6 separate regions of the Homo sapiens genome follow, and all the other regions are linked to region 3. A link is a loop called in an ENCODE intact Hi-C map of the cell type or tissue named here. Cell type or tissue: heart left ventricle. All regions are shown on one strand. Region 1 has its middle 63 kb from the start of MIR3927. Region 2 has its middle 64 kb from the start of PALM2AKAP2-AS1. Region 3 overlaps PALM2AKAP2 (PALM2 and AKAP2 fusion). Region 4 holds the start of PALM2AKAP2 (PALM2 and AKAP2 fusion). Region 5 overlaps PALM2AKAP2 (PALM2 and AKAP2 fusion). Region 6 has its middle 76 kb from the start of MIR3927.

Region 1 (4,000 bases), 310 kb before region 3:
AAACTAGAAAAAACTATTTTGAAATTCATAGGGAACCAAAAAAGAGCCCAAATAGCCAAGGCAATAATAAGCAAAAAGAACAAAGCTGGAGGCATCACACTACCCAACTTTGAACTCTACTACAGGGTTACAGTAACCAAAACAGCATGGTATTGGTACAAAAACAGACACATAGACCAATGGAACAGAATACAGAACCCAGAAATAAGACTGTACACCTACAACTATCTGATATTCAACAAACTTGACAAAACAAGCAACAAGGAAAGGAATCCTTATTCATAAATGGTGCTGGGATAACTGGCCAACCATATGCAGAAGGTTGAAACTTGACCTCTTCCTTACAACATATACAAAAATTAATTCAAGATGGATTAAAGACAAATGTAAAACCCAAAACCATAAAAACCCTAGAAGAAAACCTAAGAAATATCATTTTGGACGTAGGCCCTGGCAAAGATTTCATGACGGAGATGCCAAAAGCAATCGCAACAAAACCAGAAATTGACAAATGGGATCTAACTGAACTAAAGAGCTCCTGCACCACAAACACAAACAAAAGTCTATCAACAGGGTAAACAGACAACCTACAGAATGGGAGAAAATATTTGCAAATTATGCATCCAACAAAGGTCTAATGTCCAAAATCTGTGAGGAACTTAAACAAATTAACAAGCAAAAGCAAACAACTCTATTAAAAAATGGGCAAAGGATGTGAACAGACACTTCTCAAAAGAAGACATACACATGGCCAACAAGCATATGATAAAATGCTCAACATCACTAACCATCAGAGAAATGCAAGTCAAAACCACCATGAGATACCATCTCACAGCAGTCAGAATGGCTATTTATTAAAAAGTCAAAAAGTAACAGATGCTGGAGAGGTTGTGGAGAAAAGGGAATGCTTACACACTGCTGGTGGGAGTGTAAATTAGTTCAGTCACTGTGGAAAGCAGTTTGGATATTTCTGAAAGTACTTAAAACAGAACTACTATTTGACCCAGCAATCTCATTACTGGGTATATACCCAAAGGAATAAAAATCATTCTATCATAAAGACACATACATGCGTATGTATGTGCATTGCAGCAATATTCACAATAGCAAAGACATGGAATCAACCTAAACGCCCATCAATGGTGAACTGAATAAAGAAAATGTTGTACATATACACCATGGAATATGATGCAGCCATAAAAGAGAATGAGATCATGTCCTTTGCAGCAACATGGATGGAGCTGGAGGCCATTACCCTAAGTGAATTAACACAGGAACAGAAAACCAAATGCCACATGTTCTCATTATAAATGGGAGCTAACCATTGAGTACACGTAGACACAAGGAAGGGAACAATAGACACTGGGACCTATTTGAGAATGGAAGGTGGGAGGGGGGTAAGGAATGAAAAACTGCCTATCAGATACCATGCTTATTAGCTGGGTGATGCAATAATCTGTACACCAAATCCCTGCAACACACAATTTGCCAATGTAACAAACCTGCACATGTACCCCCTGACCCTAAAATAACCTAAAATTAAAGAGAGAAAAATAAGTAAATAAGTTTCTAACAATCATTTATGTGATGCCCATACTGCTGAACTAAGGACCAAACTTTGAATTGCAAGGCTCAAAACCACCTACTCTCTTGAATAAAGGTAGTTACCTTGAGCTCTCACAAGGGGGTGCAATGGGCAAACAATTCTATTGCTATTCATAATGCATTGAATAAATTCATGGGATGTGCTTTTTTCCCCGCAGCTGCTTTGTTAATTATTATTTATTCCATGGAGGGGGCACAGTAGATGTCTCAGTGTGCTAAAAATAGATTTTCCTTTAAGCCATATTTTCTAAGAATTCATCAAGATTATGTTCACAGAAAAGAAAATTTGATACCTCTGTGATTAGAAGTGTCAAATAAAAATATTACTAAAGTTATTAGATATGAAAGATCAGAAATATGTGAAAATAATTATAGTAATAATAAAAGCATAATGATAAGAGCAGTCATTTATTCATACCTATTAAATGTGTGGTAGAGGACTAGCTGTTTTACTTAGATGGTTTCATTTAATCCTCACAACAACTTTATAAGATAGGTAATCTTGCCTTCATTTTACAGGTAAGAAAGCTGATGCTTAGAGAAGTTAAATAAAATGCTCAGGTTCTGGAGGTCATAGTGGAAGGGAAGAATTTAAAAATGCTCCATCTTTTCCCAAAGTCTACACTCTTTTGTGTTGCTTCCAGGGAATTTTCTGTTGGGATATAGAGGAGTGATACAGAATTATTGATTTGCCATACCATTAAAAAATTGAGATATGATTCACAAACAATAATGTGCAATTTCGACATTTTCAGAATAACTACGAGGCTGTGCAACCACCACCGCTATCTAATTGCGGAATATTTTATCATCCCTCTTTTTGAGCTGGGATATCCATCTTCTGGTCTTAGATGTTTGAGTTCCTGGTTCTCAGGCCTTCAGAATTAGGATAATTACACCACTGGCTTTCTCAGTTCTCCAGCTTGCAGACAGCATATTATGGGATTTCTCAGCCTCCATAATTGCATGAGCCAGTTCACATAATAAATTGCTCTATCTATCTATCTACCTATCTATCTCTATCAATCAATCAATCATCTGTCTTCTGTTAGTTCTGTTTCTCTAGATAGACCTGACTAATACAGTCCCCAGAAGAAATCCCATACTCATTAGCAGCAACTCTCCATTCTCCCTCCTGAAGCCTTTAACAATTATTGATCTACTTTCTATTTTTAAAGATTTCCGCATTCCAGACATTTCATATAAATGCAATAATACAATATGTGACCTTTTTGTGTTTGGCTTCTTTCACTGAGTTCAGTGTTTTCAAAGTTTATCCATGTTGTAGCATGTATCAGTGCTGCACCCCTTTTTGTGTCTGAATAATATTCCATTGTATAGATATACCACATTTTGTTTGTCTCTCCGTCAGTTGATGGACACTTGGGTTGTTTCCATTTTTAGCTGCTACGAATGTTCATATGCAAGTTATTGTAAGCATATGTTTTTAGTTCTCTTCAGTATATATTTAATAGTGGAATTGCTGGGTCCTATGTTTAGCTTTTTGAGGAACTGCCAGACTGTCTTCCACAAAGGCTGCACCATTCTACATTCCTACCAGTGATGTCTGAGGGTTCCAATTACTCCATATCCTTGCCAACACTTGTTATTGATTAACCATACTCTTTTTGTTTGTTTGAGACAGGGTCTTCCTCTGTCACCCAGACTGGTATTCAGTGGCATGATCATAGCTCACTGCAGCCTGAAACTCCTAGGCTCAAGTATCCTCCTGCCTCAGCTTCCCGAGTACCTGGGACTACAGGCGTGTGCCACTATGCCCAGTTAATTTTTTTATTTGTGTAGAGATGGGGTCTTGCTGTGTTGTCCAGGGTGGTCTCAAACTCTTGGGCTCAAGCAATCCTCCTGCCTCAACCTTCCAAAGGGCTGGGATTACAGATGTGAGCCACTGTGCCCAGCCTGTCATACCCCGTTGATAATAAATTAAAGAGAAAATCACCAAATTCTTAAAGTAAGATGCCCTTTAATTTTTTTTTTTTGAGACAGAGTTTTACTCTGCAGCCCAGGCTGGAGTGCAGTGGTGCAATCTCGGGTCACTGCAACCTTCATCTTCTGGGTTCAAGCGAGTCTCTGGCCTCAGCCTCCCTAGTAGCTGGGATTACAGGCATGCACAACCACGCCCAGCTATTTTTTTGTATTTTTAGTAGAGATAGGGTTTCACCATGTTGGCCAGGCTGATCTTGAACTCCTGACCTCAACTGATCCACCCTCCTCGGCCTCCCAAAGTGCTGAAATTAGAGGCATGAGCCACCATGCCCAGCCTAATTTTTTAAGAACAGTGAAGGGACTTCTGCTTGCTTCTCTGTCATTGACTGTGTGACCCTGTAGCATGATGTGGCCCTTTAGATTTTCAACTGTGTATTTGGGATAATAAAAT
Region 2 (4,000 bases), 180 kb before region 3:
ATTGAATTAACTGAATCCACTATTAAGAACAGCAATTATGTCACTATAATTCCCCAATCCTTCTGCCCTGCCCCAAGTCCCACTAAGGGAGGAGAGAAGAAAAGAAGGAATGAACCATGCTTGCCTCTAACTTCAAGTCTCCCCAGCAAGGGATCAAAATCGTGTAGAAGGGAAGGGGAGGGGAAGAGGTGAGATTTCAATCACATTTGAGATAGAAACATTTAACTGGTTTGAAATTTTAATACCTTTTCAAAAAACATGCCTGGAAAGCTATGAGATATGTTCAAGATGTAATTATGAACTAAAAAGGCTGTATTGCAGTTTTTTAGAAAAATAAAAATGATTTCATTTAAATTCACCAACTTGATTCCTCAGTAATACTCATAATAATGATGATGATGGTAGCTAGCTGAATTCAGGATTATTTTTTTGATATTCACTACCATGGCAAACTGTCAAACTTAAAAAATCATTTATAACTCATATCCACTACAATGGATATTATGAAAGATACAAATAATAACAAGTATTGGTAAGGATGTAGAGAAACCCAAATACTCATACATTACTGGTGGGGATATAAAGTGGTGCAGCCACTTTGGAAAAAAGTTTGACTCTTTCACAAAATGCTAAACATAGAGTTACAATATGAGCTGGGAATTCTACTACCTAGATATATTTCCAGGAGAAATGCAAACATACGTTCACACAAAAACTTGTCCACAAATGTTCATAGCAGCATTATCCATAATTGCCAAAAAAGTAGAAACAACACAAATGTCTGTCAATGGAAAAATAGATAAAGAAAATTTGGTATGTCCATAAATAAAATATTGTTTTGCCATGAAAAGAATGACATATTTATACATGCTACAACCTGGATGCACCTTAACAAACACGCTAAATGAAAGAAGCAAGTCACAAAACCTATATACTGTGTGATCCCATTTATTTTAAATGTCCAGAATAAGTAAATCTAGAGAGGCAGAAGTTAGATTAGTGGTTTCCTAGAGCTGAGTGTGGGCTGGGGTGGGAAGTGACTACTAAGGGTATTTTGGGTGATAAAAATATTCTAAATTTAGATTATGGTGGTGGTTGCACAATTATTTTAATATGCTAAAAACCATTGACTAGTACACTAAGTGAGTGAGCTTTATAGAGTATGTAAAATTTATATCTCAGTAAGTTATTAAGAATCAGCTTATTATTCTCCAAGTTTTGAAAACAGAGTCACAGTTTCCCTGACCTTGGGCTTTAATCTTTACAATAAATAACCTTAGCCTCCTCTCTCTGCATGGCCTCTCTTTCCACTTGGTGATGGCAGTGGACATGTGTCATTTTTCTGGCTGCCAGCATTTGAATCCATTTCCAAGTTTAGAGAACTGCCCCCCTACCACCACCATTTATGAGTCTTGGTGGAGTGCATCAGCCGCCTCCCATTATAAAATGGAAAACGCTGGTACCTGCTTGCTAAAGTTTAGAGGCCCCCACCCTGCCCCAGCTTTGAAGTCAGGCACTTCAAATACAAAGATACACTTCAGATACAAAGAAGTGAGGACAGTGGGAAATCCATTCTGATGGCAGGTGAGCAGTGACAACAGCCAACTTGGTTTCCAGGGACAGCGTCCGTGTCCAGTGCCAGGTAGTGCAAGGCATGGCCACACTGTGCTCAGCAGGAGTGATCTCACCACATTGACTTTTGGCTTGATTTTGCCTGTGACTAAATGCTACTTAGTCTTCTGGTCCTGCCTGTTTCCAAGCCTGTTTCTTTAACTTTCCCACTAATTGTGTGAGTTTATTAATAGCCTTCCGATCAGTTCCTTTCCTTCCATGCTCAGTTTCTCTGCTTGCTCCTAAGAATCCTGTTTGATACAGTCAGCAAGGAAGGATAATTTTCACCCCAGTCTCCAGGATCTTTCTTTAGATTCTGTAAGCATTTACTTATTTAGTGACTACTTTGTGCCATCCAATAAATGATCTCATAATCGCATAGTGGCACCGATACCAATAGCTCCCATTTCACAGATGAGGAAACAGGCTCATTGAAATGAATAGCTTGTAGATTCAAACCCAGGCCAAGCCCAGTGCCTTTCCCATAAGATCTTCATGGCCCCTTCTCCATTTTCACTGACACCACATCTCGCTCATTATTTACAGAACAAAAGGTCCCACTCCTCTCCCTCCCTCCACTATCTTTCTTCTTTAAATCGCTGTGGGCATCATTGTCATATTTCATCATAAGAGTATTGTTGATTCCTTTGTACAACAGCTGATGATGACTCCCTACTGTTTAGGTGATCAGACCTCAGGAAGGTATTTCCTGATCACATCCAATGCCTCCTTTGTCTCTGGCCACATCTTTTACTAATTCTAAACAAGCCCATCACATGCTACAAGAGTAAGTCCTGTTTTCTCTTAGTCTGGCTCAACTTACTATAGACAGCAGGACCTCAATCAATACCCTTAATCTGGAGGCTGACTAAAGACAAAATATTGAATTCACTCTTCATATTTTCATCATAAACCCCAAATTCTATGACAATGATGATTTTGGAAACAATAAATTAAGCATCAAGCATCATATGGCAAAATCTATTGGAATGTAATATTTTTGGCAGGAAATCATTTCAGAGTGGAAAATGTTTGCTAAATATAAACACTGCAAAGCCATGTGCACCGCCAAGACTTTATTATTAGATTCTCAGGGATTTTTATTTAGAAGCTGAGGAACTTGCGAGGCTGTACAATTCCTGGAATGGAATTTAGGTTTGCTTTCTGAAATCAATCCAGGCAAGCCTTTTTGCACATGAGCATTCTTAGAAAGTCTTTGAATGTCTATTCTTACTCACTTCTATGGGTGGCACAAAATCCAAAAATAAAATTACCATGAGGTTCTGCTTGCTTCCTGCTTTAGCGACACTGGAAATCCTCCAGGGATAGCTCATGTACTTTGTAAGTTCTCCTTTGCCTCTCTCATTGCCAGCATTGGGTAGTTGAAACCTAGACTCAGGACAAGATCTGGGATGGTGTGAACGTCAGGAAGGCTGTGCAGGAGAATTCAGAGGACTGGGCCACAACTGCTAAGGGTAGACCTGGAATGCAAGGGCAATTCACAGAGGGTTGGTCAGCAGGGATGGGGCCAGCTATAGTGGTACTTGAGCCTGTCAAGGGGCTGAGCAGAGAGGCCTGGCCTGACTCCTACCTTGCACTACTCTTCTCTCAAATGGGAATACTGGGGGAATCCAAACAGATCCTGGCCATTAGCAGGAGAGATTGAAGAGACCACAGCCCACATCCTGGGGCACTGTAGCATGTTCCTTTTATTGCTGGATCTGGCTGTAACTTTGGGACCTGACTGTGACACCCTGTGTAGTTATCTTGTCAAATCCCCTTGTAAGGCCCAGCCTAGTGCTTGGATGCCTGACACTTGCATCTTCTTTCTGTATGCTTCTTCCTGCCTCCCATGTGACTTTGTCAAGATGGCTGTCACTCCATCTTTGTTGCTATGAGCTTTGAGCCCCTTTGGACAACTCCCCTGGATGCTGCTTGCTCACCTGGGCCACTGCCTGTTGTTCAGGCCATGGCTTTCCATCAACACTATCTTTTACCGTCTCTTGCCAAGTCAAGCCTGTGCCCTCAGGGCCAGTCTTCCTTCATACAACTCTGTGAACAGACCTAATTTCAGACCCTGACCATGTGTTGACTTCACCAGGCTCTACTCCTCAGAGGGGTAGCAGGAGCTGAGGAGGCTGTCAGGGGCCCAGGCATGGGTTAAAGGCTTTGGTAGCATGAATAGAAAGAATGGGTCAGAAGCCCAGACTGATGGACACAGGCATCAGGGAATGCACCAAGGAGACCAGGGCTTCATTGGCTCACAGGTCCCTGTGCTAAAGAGGAAAGCACATCCACAGTTAAAAAAAGCTGCTCTTCCTTCAGGTGTATACAACCTGTAGCGATTTGAATGTTGGCCCCAAAAGGATATGTGCAAGTCCTAACCCCT
Region 3 (4,000 bases):
GGGAAGTAAATCATGTTTATAAGAAAACTGGCTTCACACACAAGGATAAAGGACAACCCAACCCTTGATTCAGACTGTTTCTGAGCCTTCCTACTTTGACCCAAGGATATGTGAAACCTGCTTTGGGGATTCCTGTAGGTGAGAGTAGCTCTGGCTTAGAGCTGAAGTCTCTCCTCCATAGGCCCCACAGTAGAGCTAAGCTTTCATTTGAAGTGGATTAGAAACAGCCTTGGTTTACCAGGCTAAAGATGATCCAGGTCAGGAAAACTGTGTGCTTTACCAAAGGCCAGAAAATTCTACCATTCTTCCAAGATTTCTTGCTAAAATTCAAAGTAATGTGGTCTTGAAGGGGTGACACCAAAGCAGCTGCAAAGGAAGAGGAAAACCCGGCTGCCACAGTGGAGAAATAGATTGTCATTCTTTTGCACAGCTTTTCCCTGGGTAATGTCAGGATTATATTTTTGGCTCCCTGGAAACCAGAATTAAAATAGGCTAAATAAGATTGGAATTGTTGAAAGCAAAATCTGTAGACGTTTCCTTTTTTGAATTTTTTGAATGTCCACATCTTCTGTATGCTTTGCTTCTTTTTGGAGTGACGTATTGAGAAAGCCCAAGAGATTGTTTCTGGCTTGGGCCCATTGCCAGCCATTGTCCGTGCCATTATTGTGTGTGGTGGGTCCCTGGAGGCCACATGTGGACCTCGGGTTGATACTTTCGGAGATTGTAGGTAGTTCGAGCCACACTAGCCCTGTTTACTTCATGTCTGCCCCAAGCATCAAGTCTTGTTGTTTACCTTGTCACTTTCCCACTTAAGATTCTCTTTCATTTCACTGGGTTTTACTAAAGTGTTTGAAATACAGGGTTTTTAACTTCCTTTGATTAGTGAGAAATATGGGGAAAATTTATCTCCCAACCTTATCAGTTGGGGGCAGACCAACCCCAGTGAAGATGAGAAACTTCATGGAGTATTAAATGAAAATGGGATGAGCTGTCACAAAGCCAGGATGTTAATTCTAGCTCTGCTGATCATTTGCTGTGTGACCTTGGGCAAGTCTTTTGCTCTCTTCAGTCTCAGTTTCCTCATATCTTCAGTGAGCCATCTCTCGGGATCTTCCAGCTCTGGTATTCTGAGTTTCTCTAATTTGAGGAGTTGGTTAGAGATCTCTTTTCTCAACAGTGTACCTGTTCCGAGAAATGTTACTGTTATAGAAGGAAGTGGTTTTGGAAACGGGTCAGAGTGGAGGAAAGAGGTTGAGTTCTCAAAAAACTAAAGGCTAGGTATAAGTAACTGATTCATCACAGAGATGACTAATTCATCAGAACAGCTGTCTGTTCTAAAATATGTCACATCAAATATTCATTGAATAAAATATTGAAGTCTCAACTGCTAACCTAGAGAGAGCCAAGCAGCTTTTAAAAAATCAGGATAGAAGTGTACTTTTCATTTCCACATTGGACCTGTGATTCTCTGAGTACCTGTGTGGGTCTCTGGTAAATACCAGAATTCACTTAATTTTCCATATTGTTAGGAGGCTCAAAGCCAAAGGCGTAGAGACATTAGGCATAAGCATATGTATCTTATTAAGCATCTGTATGTTATGTTGTGGGGTTTGGCAACCAAGAAGATGACAGTTACTTACAACTGTTCTAGAAAAGGCAACCACTGAAACATTCATTGAAATCACAAAGGACACTTGCTTGAGATTCATTGTGTTCTTCACATTTGCTATTTTTAACTCCATGATTCACTGTTCTTTTGAGCAGGGAGGGGAACACTCCACAGTGGCATTCCACATCTGTGCACTTCCAGCCGGGGTCCCCACCCCACGTTCAGCCACATTTGCAGCCCAATTATTGTTTCCATTCTTTTGTTTCCTTCCAAAATAAAACTATATATGCTATGTATACAGTAAACTATATAGTAGTGTCTCTATATTGTGTAATATTTCCTGTTTTGTCACTCCCTTCTGGGTAGCGGCCTAGCTTTTCTGCCTCCATTTAATTCATTAATTTTCTAATTTAAGCCTTGTAATACTCCCATGAGGTAGTGATGATGATGATGATGATGAAGAGAGAAGAGAAGCACAGGAGGTGAAGTAACTTGCTGCCCCCCCCTAAAAAAATTCAATGGAAGGACATACAAGATGAATGAAAAATAATTTTAAAAAAGTGAAAGAGCAAGTATTTGAACTCAACTCTGCCTAATTCTAAAGCATGTTCTCAAAAATCCCAACAGAAGTTGTTATTTTAAGCTAAATTTTTTTGAGACCTCTGATATTGAGTGAAATTACACTAACGTGCACCTCGTGATGTAGGAGGAGGGACAGGTAATGTGATTCTCCCTCCTCAACCTCCACACATGCTTCTTCAGAAGGCGGTGCATCAGACGCACCATGACTCTGGAGGTGCCGGTCTTCAGCCTATTGTGGGTGGTCATCATGATGGTGAGACTGCCCCCTTCAGGTTCTTTCATGAAGTGCAGGTTTCATTTTGGGCTTGGCTCCTTTCTGTCTCTTTTGGAAGCCCTTTGTTCCTGATTGCACTTTCTAGCCTGTGTACAGTCTAAACCTCTGCGGGAAACAGTGTGTGCTTCTGAAAAGGGCTCCAGCATAGCAAACTCACTAGAAAGCCGGACCTCAGAGCTTGACCAAACTTGGCTGGAGTCCTAGTTCTGTATTTACAAGTTGTTTGATCTTGGACAAGCCATGTAAACTCTCTGGACTTAAGTGTCCTCGCCTGTACATTGGGGAAAACTATACCCACCTTGCAGTGCTGTTGTAATGTGTAGAGGTCAGGTGTGTTTGTGAAGTGCCAAGAACAGCAGGTTGTCAGTAAGAATAGTGCTGTTGGCTGGGCACTGTGGCTCATGCCTGTAATCCCAGCACTTTGGGAGGCTGAGACAGATGGATCACCTGAGGTCAGGAGTCCGAGACCAGCCTGGCCAACATGGTGAAACCTCTTCTCTACTAAAAATACAAAAAATTAGCCAGGCGTGGTTGCAGGCGCTTGTAATCCCAGCTACTCAGGAGGCTGAGGCAGGAAAATCACTTGAACCCAGGAGGCGGAGGTTGCAGTGAGCCGAGATCGCACCATTGCACTCCAGCCTGGGCATCAAGAGCAAAATTTTGCCTCCAAAAAAAAAAAAAAAAAAAAAGAATAGTGCTGTTCTTATTGTTGTTTCTTCCATCCCCCTACAGCAGAGTTTCTTAACAGCTGTGCTATTGACATTTAGGGCTGGATAGTTATTTGTTGTGAGTGGCTGTCTTGAGTATTGCAAGATGTTTAGTAGCATCCCTGGCCTCTACCTAGTGGCTTCCAGGGGCACCATTGCCCTTTCCCAGTCATGATAATAAAACATGTCTCCAGACATTGCTGAATGTTGCCTTGGGGGACAAAATCTCTCCAAGTTGAGAACTACTGCTCAAAAGCCTGGCATTATGTGTATTGATACTAAGATGAGAATCTCACCACCGAGTAGTTCCAGAATACAGAACCCTAAAAAGATTTATGAAGATAACATTAGTGATTCTCAGTGCAAAATGACAAAGTGTTTCAGTTACTTGAAAATAAAAGGCTTCTCTTATGCACTGAGCCATGAAAGTCTGTTCAGAGTTAAAAAGAAATAGTTGCTTTTTTGGTTTTTGCATTCAGTATTGTGCTGCTTTTGCAAAGGCAATAATTTTATGACAGTTCATAAAACCATGGAATCTTAGAGTATGCATAACTGACATGTTATGCGGATCAACTCCTATCTGATTCTTGAATTTGCAATGAACGTAATGAGTGGGAGTGAAAAAACAGTCTCTCCCCAAAGCCTGAAAGTGACAGGAAACTCATTTACTTGCAAAATAAAACCCAAGTATATACTGGAACAACTCTAATTATTACAGAGGATCCTCCTTTGGGATGAAAGTTTTGTTCCCTGCAGCTCCTACCCTCTCTCTGGTCCCTGCCCTATCCTCCAAGGACCACACAGAAAAAGCCCTCTTCACTGACTGAA
Region 4 (4,000 bases), 110 kb before region 3:
AAATTTATTGCGGTTAAAAATACAAAACTTAAAATTTACCATTTCAACCACTTTTAAGCATATGGTTTGATGACAGTAAGTACATTCACACTGTTGTGCTCAATCATACCTTTTAAATATCTGTATAGCTGGGAGTAGAAGGACCATTTCTGGTTCAATTGTTTATTCCTGGGGCCTGCTTCTATCTCCATATCATTGGCCAAGCCTGGTGCTTAATGGTTAAGAGCATGGGCTCTGGTGAGTGTGATCTGAGTTTAAATCCCAGCTCTATAACTGTAGCTGAGTCTTTCAACCTCTCTGGTCTCATTTTCCTCATCTTAGTATTCTCTACAATCACTCTGCTGAAGCAATAACAGCTTTGTTTATTTGTGAGCAAACCCCTTTAAATAACTTGTCCTGCTGGGGCTTGTGCTGGAAATGAAGAAAAAAGGATGCATTTGAAGAAAAGGATGGGCTTAGCCAGAAAGTAGAAGTTTCTGATATATTGGAGTGGGATGTAGAATCTGGCACTGGCTTGGATTTATTAAACAATCAGCTCCACCTACACTTGTTATGAAAAAGATGGGAAAACAATCCATCAGTAAACGATTTTGGTGAGTGCTTCCATCTTTGGTCAGAGGAGTAATTGTTCATCAGTGACAGGTGAACCTCTGTGAAAATTGAAAGGGCAATTTAGTTGAAATGGAAGCATTTATTCAGGAAACAGGTGATCTGGGAAAATTTGATGTGCATTTTTTTTTTTTTTTTTGAGACAGAGTTTCACTCTTGTTGCCCAGGCTGGAGTGCAATGATGTGATCTCGGCTCACTGCAACCTCTGCCTCCCAGGTTCCAGTGATTCTCCTGCCTCGGCTTCCCAAGTAGCTGGGATTACAGGTGCCTGCCACCACGCCCGGCTAATTTTTTGTATTTTTAGTAGAGAAGGGGTTTCACCATGTTGGCCAGGCTGGTCTCGAACTCCTGACCTTAGGTGATCCACCCGCCTTGGCCTCCCAAAGTGCTGGGATTACAGGTGTGAGCCACCGCATCTGGCCTGATGTGTATATCTTTTAACATGCCTTTAAATCCTATGGCTCTAAAGAGGCCATATTAGTTATTTCAGTGTTTATTTCATTTGATGAAGAAACGTTTGCATATGAATGTTGGGAATTCTAGCAGGTCCTGCCTCAATGTGAAGAGGCATTTTTTTTTGCTTTTGGCATTGATCTCCTTTTGGACTGGGCCTGATCCACTTCTTACATCCAGTCCAGGACCTGTCACAAAAGACTCACATTAGTACCACATGGTATCCTGTTTTAGTAAAGAATAGGTGAAATATTTTAGTGAGTAGATCCTACTTTTCCTTTCAGATGCAATGAACAGAAGACCCTGAAAGGATTTCAATCCAGAATGTCACAGGATAATAAGAGCAGATGTCTGTGATGCCCTTTACAAAGCACCTTTACATACTGTCTCTCATTCGTCTCTAATGACACCTATGTGATCCTCCATTTTTTCAGATGAGGAAACTGAGGTTCAGAGTGATTAAGCGAGTTGCCTGAGATTTCACAGCTAACACATTGTGAAATCTAGTCTAGCACCCAGGACTAAAAACTCTCGGCTTCTTTTAAGGCCACATATCGCCTCACCAGAAGGGTGGCCTCTCTGGAGATATACCCTACCCTCGGCCGACTTGATATTGAGAACTTGGTCATCTTAAGCATGTGGGCCACTTGGGCAAGGCAGCCCTTCCCAAATTGTAAATGTCCCCACGTGGAGCTCAAGCGTCTGGCTTGAGCCAGAAGGTGCCCTGAACACTCGGTGGCCCCAGCCCCCACGTAACAGCACGTGCTCGGGTCCCACATTCGGTCAGACGCCCCTCTCCACTGGCATCTGCCCGGTGGAGGCGCCACTGCGCTCTGCCTCCGCCCCAGCAAGCGCGTGTCCACGCGGGCGCGCCACGCCAGCCGTGCGCCCCAGCGGCTCGCCGTGCGCCCGCGCCCCAGGTGCCCACTGGCTCGCGCGCCCTCCGTCTGCGCCTTGGAGACCCGCGGCGGCGATCGCTCGGAGCCGCCTTGGACCGCGGCCTCGGGTCCATCACACTCCAGGGGCGGAGCGAGGCACCGAGACGTCAGGGCGGAGAACTAGCGCCGGGCTAGCGCGCCCTCCCGGCGGCTGCCGGCGTCCCACGTCCTCGGCTGGCGCGGCCGGCGGCGGCGGCGACCGGGAGATGCAGTGAGCGGCGGCGCTGGGGCGCAGCCAGGCGGCCGGGAGGGCGGGGGCCAGAGGCTGAGCCCGGGCGAGCCCGCCGTGCGCACAGCTCTGCCCGCCGCCCCTGGAGCGGATCCCCAGCCGTCCCTGGGCGTTCTCCCGGGTTCTAGCAAAGCCCCCCGGGGTGCCCATCAGTTTCCTTGGGTGACTACAGCGTGTGTTTTTTCTTTCCTCTTTCCCCTGCCTGTGTGCCCTTCTCCAGGATGGCAGAGGCGGAATTGCACAAGGAAAGGCTGCAAGCCATAGCAGTAAGTCCACTTTCATTTTATTTTCTTGCTCTATTGTCTGGGGTGGAAGGGGGCCCCCGAGGGTTTCGGGGCAAGCGGCATGCCAGCACAGTAGCCGCAGGTCATATGTTCCAGGGGCTAAAACTCTGTCAGGGCTCAGCTAGGCTGCCTTTTCTTTTCTATGTCTATAGATGGAGACCCCCAAGGGCGCGCTTTGGACTGAGGATTTGAATGTGGAAGATTGGCTTAAAAAAAGATGCTTGCTGCTGGGCTTTGGGGAAGGACTAAACAGAGGCTTGGGGTGGGGGGACGACTCCAGGAATATTATGACCGAATGCTCAGGCATACGTTGGCTTCATAGCCTGGAGAACCAAGAGAAGGGTGACCTGAACGGTGGCTGCCATCCTCTCTGCGGAAGCTGTCCTCCTGTTAAGTGGAAAACCAGGAGTCAGCGACTCAGCCAGCCACGCGGTAGAACCTCCTCCCAGAAACCGGGAATGTTAGTTTTCCCTTCTCTGTTTGATATTGACAAGGGCACTGGCACAAGCCACCACCCTGGAGGTCTGGGGACTTCATACAACTGGGTCCTGGTTATAATATTCCATGAGAGCCTCCTTCTTATGGTGTGGAGTATCTGAAAACCTATTTTCAGCCTACAAAGGAGTAGTCAGTTTTGGCAAAGTTCGTAGGCACTTTCAGAAAAGTGTACCCATGTGCATCTTGGGTTTAAAAAAGAACTCTCTGAGACTGCCTAGATTTGAGCAATCTTAACACAGTGTTGCCAATGATCCACAGATGTGGTATTTTTACTGGAGCCACCACAGCTGGATTATATATTTCCTTCGAGGATGAGGGAATGATTACTGCTGCCGTATGAAATAGTAACAATTAAAAAAGAAGGTCCGTTAACATATTGGCATAAAAGAATCTCCAGACATTCTTCCACCTAAATACATTTGTGTTTTTCAGTTCGGAAGTTCTCTGGAAACACATATAAATTTGTTGGAGAAATAGTGTGTAATGTTTTGGAACCAAAGTATATTAAAGCGTTTTCCAAAACCTTTTTGGACAGATTCTTCATTGGGAAAATGCACACAGACCCTTCCTTTTTTAGAAGCATTTGACATGGTCTCCAAGGCTCTGAGACCCTCTTTCTCAAACGCCTCAAATCTGAAATGTCTTGGAGACTTCACCACTGAAGTGAGAGAGATGTTTGCTGGCAATATTGAAATGCCATGGTTTGCCTATTAGGTAATCTTTGAACGTGGTGCTCTGAACTCAGAAAGGTTGTTTTTTTCTTCTTTCTCTTTCCCCCTGTGCATGTGTATTTTGATGGTTTGTGAAGTTATTTGTGGTTTCTAAAGTTGGTGGCAAGGCAGCATGGCCAGTGTGTCATGAACTTGATAAGAATGGTGATATTGAGTTAATGGTGCCATGTAGCTGGTGGGTGTTTTGTGTGAACTGGATAATAGGCTGCTTTAACTGTTGATGCAGTGGCTGTTCCCATTGGCTGCTGCTGAAGGCT
Region 5 (4,000 bases), 69 kb before region 3:
GATTTGTAGTGTCGTTCTCCTACACTCCAGGGCACCTTATGTAGGTGTTTGATCTTGGGAAATGAGACTGTGCTTAGCTCTCATTTGGGATTTTTGCCAGATACCTGGATGTAGCCAAAGGACGAGGAGGCAAGATTGTTGAGGATATAGGAAGACAGTGCAGTGATTGGAATGGATTGTTCACATGATCTTAGGCGAAAAGACATAAAAATGAAGACAGGAGGGCTATGATGGACTGGGATAAGATAGAGGAAGCTGGAGATTAGAAGATTTGAAAAGACCCAAGAGCAGAGGTGTGAGGACAAGCCAGTGAGAGACAGGGAAAGAGGCGAGGCTGTGGTTGGAGTCTGGGCCGCTGCACCTAAACAGTTCCACATTTAGTGATGAGGCCAGATTTCAGCCCTGAGTGCAGATCGTTGAGGAGAGTGAAGATCAAGGTCATCAGAGTTGAGGTTTTCAGGAAACTGTGGGAATAGGGTTGAATGAGTCATGAACACAAACACTGAAGTCACCCCGGATGATGGTGGGATTTCATATAGCTCCTGTGAGCCAAGGAATGAAGTCATCAGTGGATGTACGGAAGTGACCAGAAGATCAGCTGGGGACAGAGTTAAGGAGAGAGGGAACAAGGGAACAGATGAGACTTTTTCCATGAGGGCAGAGGAGTCATGGTCTGGAAATGACATGAAGGAGAAAGAAAAGTGCCAAACCCACTTCCTGATCCTAATGCCATCTGGCTTAAGAGCCCATATTCATTGAGTCTGAAATGCAACGGACAACTACCAGTTTGTCTGGAGGCGGTACAAATACTCTTCTAATATTTTTTTAAAAACTATAGGATGTAGTCTATTTTCAACTTTATTCAACCAGATTTATTTACCCCTACCGAGTTTTCTAAATCAGTGAATCAGTATTTTAAGGAATAAATCTTAGGCACATAAAATGATAGGAATAAAATATGTATTATAAAGCTTCTTTAATCAATACAAGCTATTCTTATAAGTCTATTGGTTAATGTCTAGATTGCCGTGCCCACTTAAAATGGGAAAACATTCCAGTTGGCACTTTGTGGATGTTGAGTTGCTACTTGGACACAGTTACTGGCCTTTTGGTCTGATCAGAGGCCAATTTTGAGCTAGGAGTTTCCCATGCATATGCATGATGTCCTACTATCTGTGATACATGCTGGGCATCTGAGCCTGCCTGGTATGCTAATGATCAGACCAGGGAAATGCACATCACTGTGAGTCACAAGGGTAGCACGTCTAATCTAAAAAATTCAAACCCCTATAATTAGAGTTCAGATGTCTTCATAGCTCTATTCCTCAGATTTTTTTGATCTGAAAAACAAAAGCAAACAACAAACAATTGTGTAAAAATAGACAGTCTAGGCTTGTGTAAATTTGCAGTGGAAATCTGCCTCTCTGATGAGCCATACAGTGTCTATGGGTTGAAAAACGAAATTCAGAAAGCAAATAGTTGGTCACCTTAGAGCCCAGAGGGATGCTCAGAATTCCCTAACCTCACAGCGGTGACTACTGAAAGTTTCATTCTGTTTTATGACTTGACTTGCAGCGAGGAAGGTAGCACAGCTGTAAACCAGCTGTATTTTATTTACGCTTGGAAACAGGGCCCCTTTGTTCCAAATGTTCCTGGCCCCCTCCCTCAATTTCATGGATTTAGGTTGTTAGTGGAAAAGTAGTTGTTGAAATATCAGTTCACTCTTGGAACCTGCCACTCACCAGGACTTCTGGCAACCAGTGAGCCTTTTTGTGATATGCAGCAAGGTAAAGAAGTCGTTAAGTGGATCTCCCACATGTTCCTCTGTGACTTCATTCATAGAAATGCGCTGATAACTGAGTTACATTAAGCGCAGTCTTCCCAGCTGTCTGAGGACATAAGGGATGTAGCGCCTCCTAGTGGAGGGAATTTCTTAGCATGTGTTCAACCCCGCACATATTTTTGGAATGAGGCAAGGTATTTAAAAATAGTGTACGCTAATGAATGTATTTATTATATCTGGGTAGCAGCGAAACAGAAAAGGTATAAATAAGCCTTTCGAAAAATGTACTTGCTACACAATCTCTTTTTTTTTGACAAGTCAGCCCTTGAATACAAATAATCTTTTAATGGTGAAAAAAATGACTGAATCATAGCATCTTATAAACATAGGAGCTATGGGTATCAATAACATGGAAACTGAAGCTGTGGTTATTTTTGAGTGGAAGAAGAGGGATTAAAATTGGCGTGGGGCACATGGAGAGGCTTCTGGAAGTGGCTAGCAATTTCTATTTATTTTTAACTGGGTGGTGATTACAAAGGTGTTTGCCTTATAAAAATTCATTTAGCTAAACATTGGTTTTATGATGCTTCTGTATCTGTATTGATAAGAAGGTAAAAAACATAAAAACTTTTCATTAAACATACTACCTGCTAAATTTGCTTTTTAAGGAAAAACCTCAAAAATGCTAAGCCATGTATACTTTTTATTTTTAGAGATGGAGTCTCACTGTGTTGCCCAGGCTGAACTCAAACTCCTGGGATTAAGGGTTTCTCTTGAGTAGTTGGGACTACGGGCGTGCCTGGCATGGTTTTGACACTTTATTTCACTGTACTTTCGAAATAAGACTTAGGTACCAGTGAACACCTACATTGACAGGCCTGGTAATATCATTAAAACTTGAGCTTTTATGTTGTCTGTGGCACAGACTCTCTTCTTTCTAGTTCTTCAGAGAACTCCAAATTCAGTATTTCACTTGGAACATCCAGTTGCCATAGAAATGACCATGTAGGTTACAAGTTCATTTTTGTAACCAGTCAAAAGGAGAAACTAAGAATGACACGAAGGCATCTTTCCATTGGAAAAAAATCCTTTGCAGAGTCCCAATTTGAGAAAAAATACATTTTGCTTTAGAAGTGAGAGGCGAACAGATGAATTAGTAATGCTGAAATATTTGACTCCTTCCCCCACAGGTGAAAACTCCTGCAGAGCATCTTATAAGAAAAATTATTTTAGAGCAATATAGGTGATGGCAAATTGACATTGGGTTGTAATATTCTATCCAACATAGTTTAATTCTGAGTTATTCAATCATAACTAAATTTATTCAAGACATAGAATACATTTAAAAATTCATCTTAAAGGAAATTTCACAAAGGCTTTTACATTCGTGTAATCCAGATGAGAAATGAAGATAGGGGGCGAGCAACAAAGTTGAAAGACCCAAATTGATTCCGGAAGGACTTGCCAAGTTTCTATAATGCCTCATTAGCTGCTTATGTGGCAGGGAGACCTGGGAAGAGCAATAACTCTTTTCTAGGTTCTCAGGTTAGGGAATGAGATTTTGACGTGGCCAATATGATCTTATATGTCCATTTATGTCTTTTACCTTATCATTTTCTTTTACCTTATCATGGACAGAGTGGCCCCCCAGAAGCACAGGATGCAAGACAACACACATTTCAGTGGCTGCTCCTTCTGCATACATCATTGAGCTCTGCCAAGGGTTTGAACACACACACACGTAAATAAAGGCCTAATTATGTGTGTGTGTGTATGTGTGTGTGTGTGTGTGTGTGTGTGTGTATTATATGTATTAAGCTCTTTTTCCTTTCTCCATAGCACTGCATATACAAAGATCAGCCACCCTGAGTTGAAATAAACTGTCATGATCTGTTTGGCATTGTGAGATCACCACTCATCATAAAATAAGCTTTTTAAAATGTTAAAATTGAAGTGAGAGCATGAGCACAAAGAAACAAGGACCAGAAGGTGTTTATAATCATGAAAAATTGGGAACAATTCAATAGGAAAACAGGAAAATGGTTAAATATGATATGTTCGGAGTATGGAATATGATGCAGCAGTTACAAGTAGTAAAATAGATCAGTATGTACTGACATGAAGAAAATAGACTTACACATACCTTATGTAAAGGAGGTGAGGAAAAGGAACAATGGTCTTTTCTGTATTATTAGAATTTGAATATCAAAATTGGAT
Region 6 (4,000 bases), 300 kb before region 3:
GAGGTTGCAGTGAACTATGATCATACCATTGCACTCTTGCTTGGGGCACAGGGCGTGACCCTGTCTCAAAAAGGTAAAAAAAAAAAAAACAAGAATAAGCTGAGCCTTGGAACATTTGTGTTATCCAGATTCTTACAACTAATCAGCAGCTGTATGTAACCTTAAATTTTTTGTATTTCCTTGAGTGTGTGAGTGTGAGAGTGTGTGTGTGTGTGTGTGTGTGTGTGTGTGTATAGCACTGATCTATTAGTGTTTATGGGCACTGTAAGTTTCCTGAAGTCCCTCTTAATCTTAAACAGGGAATGAGAAATGTCAGTTTTGGGTACCATACTGTACCTTTGTTAGGGGATGGAGAACCATGTGCTTCTGCTTCTGGGCACTGCTGAGCAAGAAGCAGTGACCCCAAAGCAACTAAAACTCCCTCCCCAGTGTGTCTGCAGCCGTGGTGCTGATCGACAAGATCCCAATTCTTATCTGCAATGTGGAGGGCCTGGCTAAGGATGACGCTGGCTTATGGGAGAATGTAACTCTATAAGATGCCAGCCTTTCCCAGGGATATCAGTTTCAGGAGCCTGGCAGCATGTGGAAGGAAAACAATCTCAGGTTTTCTTACCGTGCTCAGGGAAGGTCCCCCTCCCACCTTGCCATGTGGAATCTCTATTGGAGCATAGCAGAAAACAAACCACCCCCACGCCCTACCATTCCACTTTTTTCTGAGAACTGTATCAGCATAGAATCACGTATTGCGGAAGCCTGGGCAGTGATGTGGCTGGTGTCTGTCTTCCAAGCCTATGCCCAGCTCTCTACTATGTAGATTTAGAAACTGTTAGAATGTTGGTGCTCAAAAGGATATTAGTGACTATTTTGGGCTGATAACCTCACTATAGAGTTCAGAAAACTGAGGCCAGAGAGAAGTGACTCAATGAAGTTCACAGAACTTGTTAGTGGCATATTTGAGCCCTTATTACATGCTTACCTCTTTGTTTCAGGATCATGTTTCCAAGAAAAGAGACTCAGACTCTAAGGCTTGTGTGTAAGAAATGCATTTATTGGATAGAGCCCTTGGGAACACACCTGAGAAGGAGTGAAAGAGGCAGGACTGGACAGAAGGAGAAGTTGAACTGTGTGTAGTAGCAACAGACACCTCAGCTGATGCCATGGGGACCTCTGAAGCTGGAGTGGCCATTCAGAGATGTCCCAAGTTGAGGCAAGAGGGCTGGACTTTCTACACTACCTGGACCAGTCACTGCATGTGTGCTGCTCCCAGAGAGGGGTGGTAACCTTGGATGAGTAGCCCCCTTTGGCAGAGGGCAGTTTCCAGGGCTAGTGGAGTGAGTGCCCCAGTCCTAGGTCCTCAGTCCTAGGTCCTGGAAAGGATCTGGATGGAAGACTGCAGCATTGGCTGTGCTCACATTTACACTCAGAGCTTAGGATGATAGAAACTGAAGCTTTGGTCACACAGCCACTAAGAGAAAAATTCAGGTCTCTGGGTCTCAGCTTTCAGCTTGAAGGCTAAAAGTCGTAAGGAGGCACAACAGAGAGGACAAAAAAAAAAAAAAGAAAAGAAAAGAAAGGTTGCTCTTGAGGCTGATGGACTTCCAGTTAGGGAGGTGGCCTCAGGGGGATGCCTGTTCAGGACTGGACTGATCGCTGAAGTGTATACTGGAGGAGAGAAGGTGTGTAAGGGAAGGAGCTTGGCAGCAGGGGCAAAGGGTGGGAGAGAAAAGATTGGTGCTGAATTCCAGAAATCCTGGTCTCCCAGGAGGAGCCGAGGAATCCGTGTAACCACAGAGGAATTTCTGTTTCCCTGATGTTAGGGTCTTGGGAGCAACATAGGTTGGGTGGGGTAGAGGTGTCATCCTAATAGTTCTTGAAACTTGAAAGAGGTTGACCCTTCCCCAGCCAGCAGACCACCACATACCCTAGGGACATAAAGGCCTTAAGTAGTTGATGGTATCTGCGGTAGTCTTAGCACCTGGGAGGCATATATTCTGCTAGGAAAAATTGTGAAAGACTTTGAAGTGGGCAAAAAAGACTACTGGGTGTCTTATCTAGGGCACCCTTCCTGGTTATCTGCATTACCTTGGAGTTTTATTTTGTAACTCTGCAATTTGTAGAACACTGAGAGTAATACACATGATTCTTACTCATAGAAATGCAAATGAATTTTGTCCAGTGGAGATGCAGTTGGTTGTTGCACTGTGGATATTGACTAGTTTTACACTTATTTGTAGACTCATTTCAGCATTCCAGGTTACTTAGATAGGTGTGTTCTTGGAATGATCCTTTGACCTGGTTATAACCTCTTACTGGCTCTCTTAATGAGTTAAATAAATCTTTGACCCATGCTTATTTAAAAAAAGGAGGATAAATAAATCCAGGTTCTCTGTCTCTGTTTAGTTGCTCTAAAACCAGGGAAAGTTGAACCACACTCTGCAGAGACCTCAGAGACTGCAGGAGGAAGGTGGTACCTAAAGGATGGACGGGGAGAGGCTTGAGAACATCCACTCCATACCCTCATGTCAACCAGAGAAGCTCTACCCTTGTCTATACTGTTCTCTTTTTTCCAGCAGGGAGCATCTATGTAACATTTCATTAGAACCAAGGTGTCATGGGTTGAATTATGTCCCCACAAAAGATGTTGAAGCCCTACTTCTCAGTACCTGTGAATGTGGACCATATTTGGAAGTAAGGTCTTTGCAGATGGTCAAGTTAAAATGAAATCATTAGGGTGAGCCTTAATCCAACATAACTGTGTCCTTATAAAAAGGGGATATTTGGACATAGAGATAGGCATGCCCACAGGGAGAGCCATGTGAAGATAAAGGCAGAGTTTGCAATGATACATCTGCAAACCAAGGAACGCCACATTGCCGGAAAGAAACCAGGAGCTAGGAGATAGGCACAGAACAGATTCTCCCTCACGGCCTTCAGAAGGAATCAACCACACTGACACCTTGATCTCAGACTTCTAGCCTCTATTACTGTAAGACAATAAGTTTCTGTGTTTTACTCACCGTGTTTGTGACAGTTTTCTACAGCAGCCCTAGAAAGCTAATACACAAGGTTTCTGCATACACATACAGTATAAACCGCCAGGTTTTGGCTTCTATCCTCTCTTTACCATGAGAAGTGGAGTTAGGCCTGTAGAGTGTTACAGTGCTTCAAGTACCTTAAATATAGCCTCCATTCAAGTGGGGAGGCACTTTATCTTTTTGGTTGTAAAACTTGCCAGGAAAATATGAGATCCAAAATAGCACACCCAGCTGCAGTTTGACATGGCATAATTACAGCTCTCCTGTTTGTTGTAGGCAAAAGAAGAGACCCTTGCTGTGTCTTAACAAAAGGAACAGATCGTTGCCTAAAAGGCACCCAGTTACTGTGTCCTCAATTTCCCAATCAGAACTGTCAGAGATTACACTTAATTAAGCCATCTTCTCCCAGGCTTGTGGGATCCGGTGGGTTCCAGTGGTAATTACTAAGGCTTCCCAGTAGGACTGATTTTCCTGTGCCTCTATGCACACTCTCATGGCAGGCAGGGGTAGTTTGGGCTGAGACGAGATCTTGGCTTTTTTTCTCAGCATATTCTGGACCAAGCACTGACTGTTTTTAAACACTATTTTAGTTGAATCTAGGTTGACCTGGCTCTTCTACAAGCATGTAAATGCTGAAGAGAACACACCAGGGCTTGAGGGGGGGAGTGATCTATGGGTAGGGCAGGGCCACTTTCTTTTTGCCTTGCAAGGAGTTCTCTCACTGTTCTTTAAGGTGCTTTGGGCAATGAACCTGGAGAATCAGCTTCATGCTTATCTTGGACTGAAGAGTTGCCAGCTGTTCATTTATCCTCTCTGCTTATTGATCCATTTGATGCCTGTCAGGTGCCTATGCATTGCTTGCATTCCCTGGGTTGATTATGCGTTTGACTCTGATGGAGATCCCATTATTTGTTTTTCTGCAGGAGATTAAGTAAATGTCTAGAGCTGGAATAATGGAGAGGGCA

What was found. Hi-C counts contacts between places; a loop is a spot of excess contacts. Peaks named below come from ENCODE experiments on the same cell type or tissue, not always from the same donor. Only the 100,000 strongest peaks of a DNase experiment are listed, where the experiment ranks them.
Region 1: it touches region 3 in a loop (6-fold over the local background); 48 of 110 quality-filtered maps call a loop at or near these places.
Region 2: it touches region 3 in a loop (4-fold over the local background); 6 of 110 quality-filtered maps call a loop at or near these places.
Region 4: it touches region 3 in a loop (4-fold over the local background); 7 of 110 quality-filtered maps call a loop at or near these places.
Region 5: a loop joins it to region 3, with 3 times the contacts of the local background. A loop is called at or near these places in 11 of 110 quality-filtered maps.
Region 6: it touches region 3 in a loop (5-fold over the local background); 47 of 110 quality-filtered maps call a loop at or near these places.

The regions. Positions count from the first base shown.
Region 1 is chr9:109,572,805-109,576,804 of GRCh38, forward strand. No RefSeq gene overlaps it. Among named protein-coding and RNA genes, the nearest start is that of MIR3927, 63 kb to the left of the region's middle. In heart left ventricle, CTCF peaks have their summits at 1,675 and 1,874; no DNase peak of the experiment used is centred here.
Region 2 is chr9:109,705,883-109,709,882 of GRCh38, forward strand. It overlaps a transcript of PALM2AKAP2 not described here. Among named protein-coding and RNA genes, the nearest start is that of PALM2AKAP2-AS1, 64 kb to the right of the region's middle. In heart left ventricle, no CTCF peak of the experiment used is centred here; no DNase peak of the experiment used is centred here; H3K27ac peaks cover 2,146 bases.
Region 3 is chr9:109,885,579-109,889,578 of GRCh38, forward strand. The region is part of intron 3 of PALM2AKAP2 (PALM2 and AKAP2 fusion); the gene reads left to right. Among named protein-coding and RNA genes, the nearest start is that of PALM2AKAP2, 110 kb to the left of the region's middle. In heart left ventricle, a CTCF peak has its summit at 2,464 (motif pointing left); a DNase peak (open chromatin) is centred at 663; H3K27ac peaks cover 2,966 bases.
Region 4 is chr9:109,778,038-109,782,037 of GRCh38, forward strand. PALM2AKAP2 (PALM2 and AKAP2 fusion) reads left to right here and starts at 2,161. Exons shown (of 11, transcript NM_007203.5): 1 at 2,161-2,496. The coding sequence starts at 2,452. In heart left ventricle, CTCF peaks have their summits at 1,880 and 2,102; DNase peaks (open chromatin) are centred at 1,884, 2,184 and 2,925; H3K4me3 peaks cover 2,384 bases; H3K27ac peaks cover 2,438 bases.
Region 5 is chr9:109,816,149-109,820,148 of GRCh38, forward strand. All of the region lies in intron 1 of PALM2AKAP2 (PALM2 and AKAP2 fusion), which reads left to right. Among named protein-coding and RNA genes, the nearest start is that of PALM2AKAP2, 38 kb to the left of the region's middle. RefSeq lists an enhancer at 50-1,249. In heart left ventricle, a CTCF peak has its summit at 1,924 (motif pointing left); no DNase peak of the experiment used is centred here; H3K4me3 peaks cover 226 bases; H3K27ac peaks cover 2,987 bases.
Region 6 is chr9:109,585,429-109,589,428 of GRCh38, forward strand. No RefSeq gene overlaps it. Among named protein-coding and RNA genes, the nearest start is that of MIR3927, 76 kb to the left of the region's middle. In heart left ventricle, no CTCF peak of the experiment used is centred here; no DNase peak of the experiment used is centred here; H3K27ac peaks cover 1,574 bases.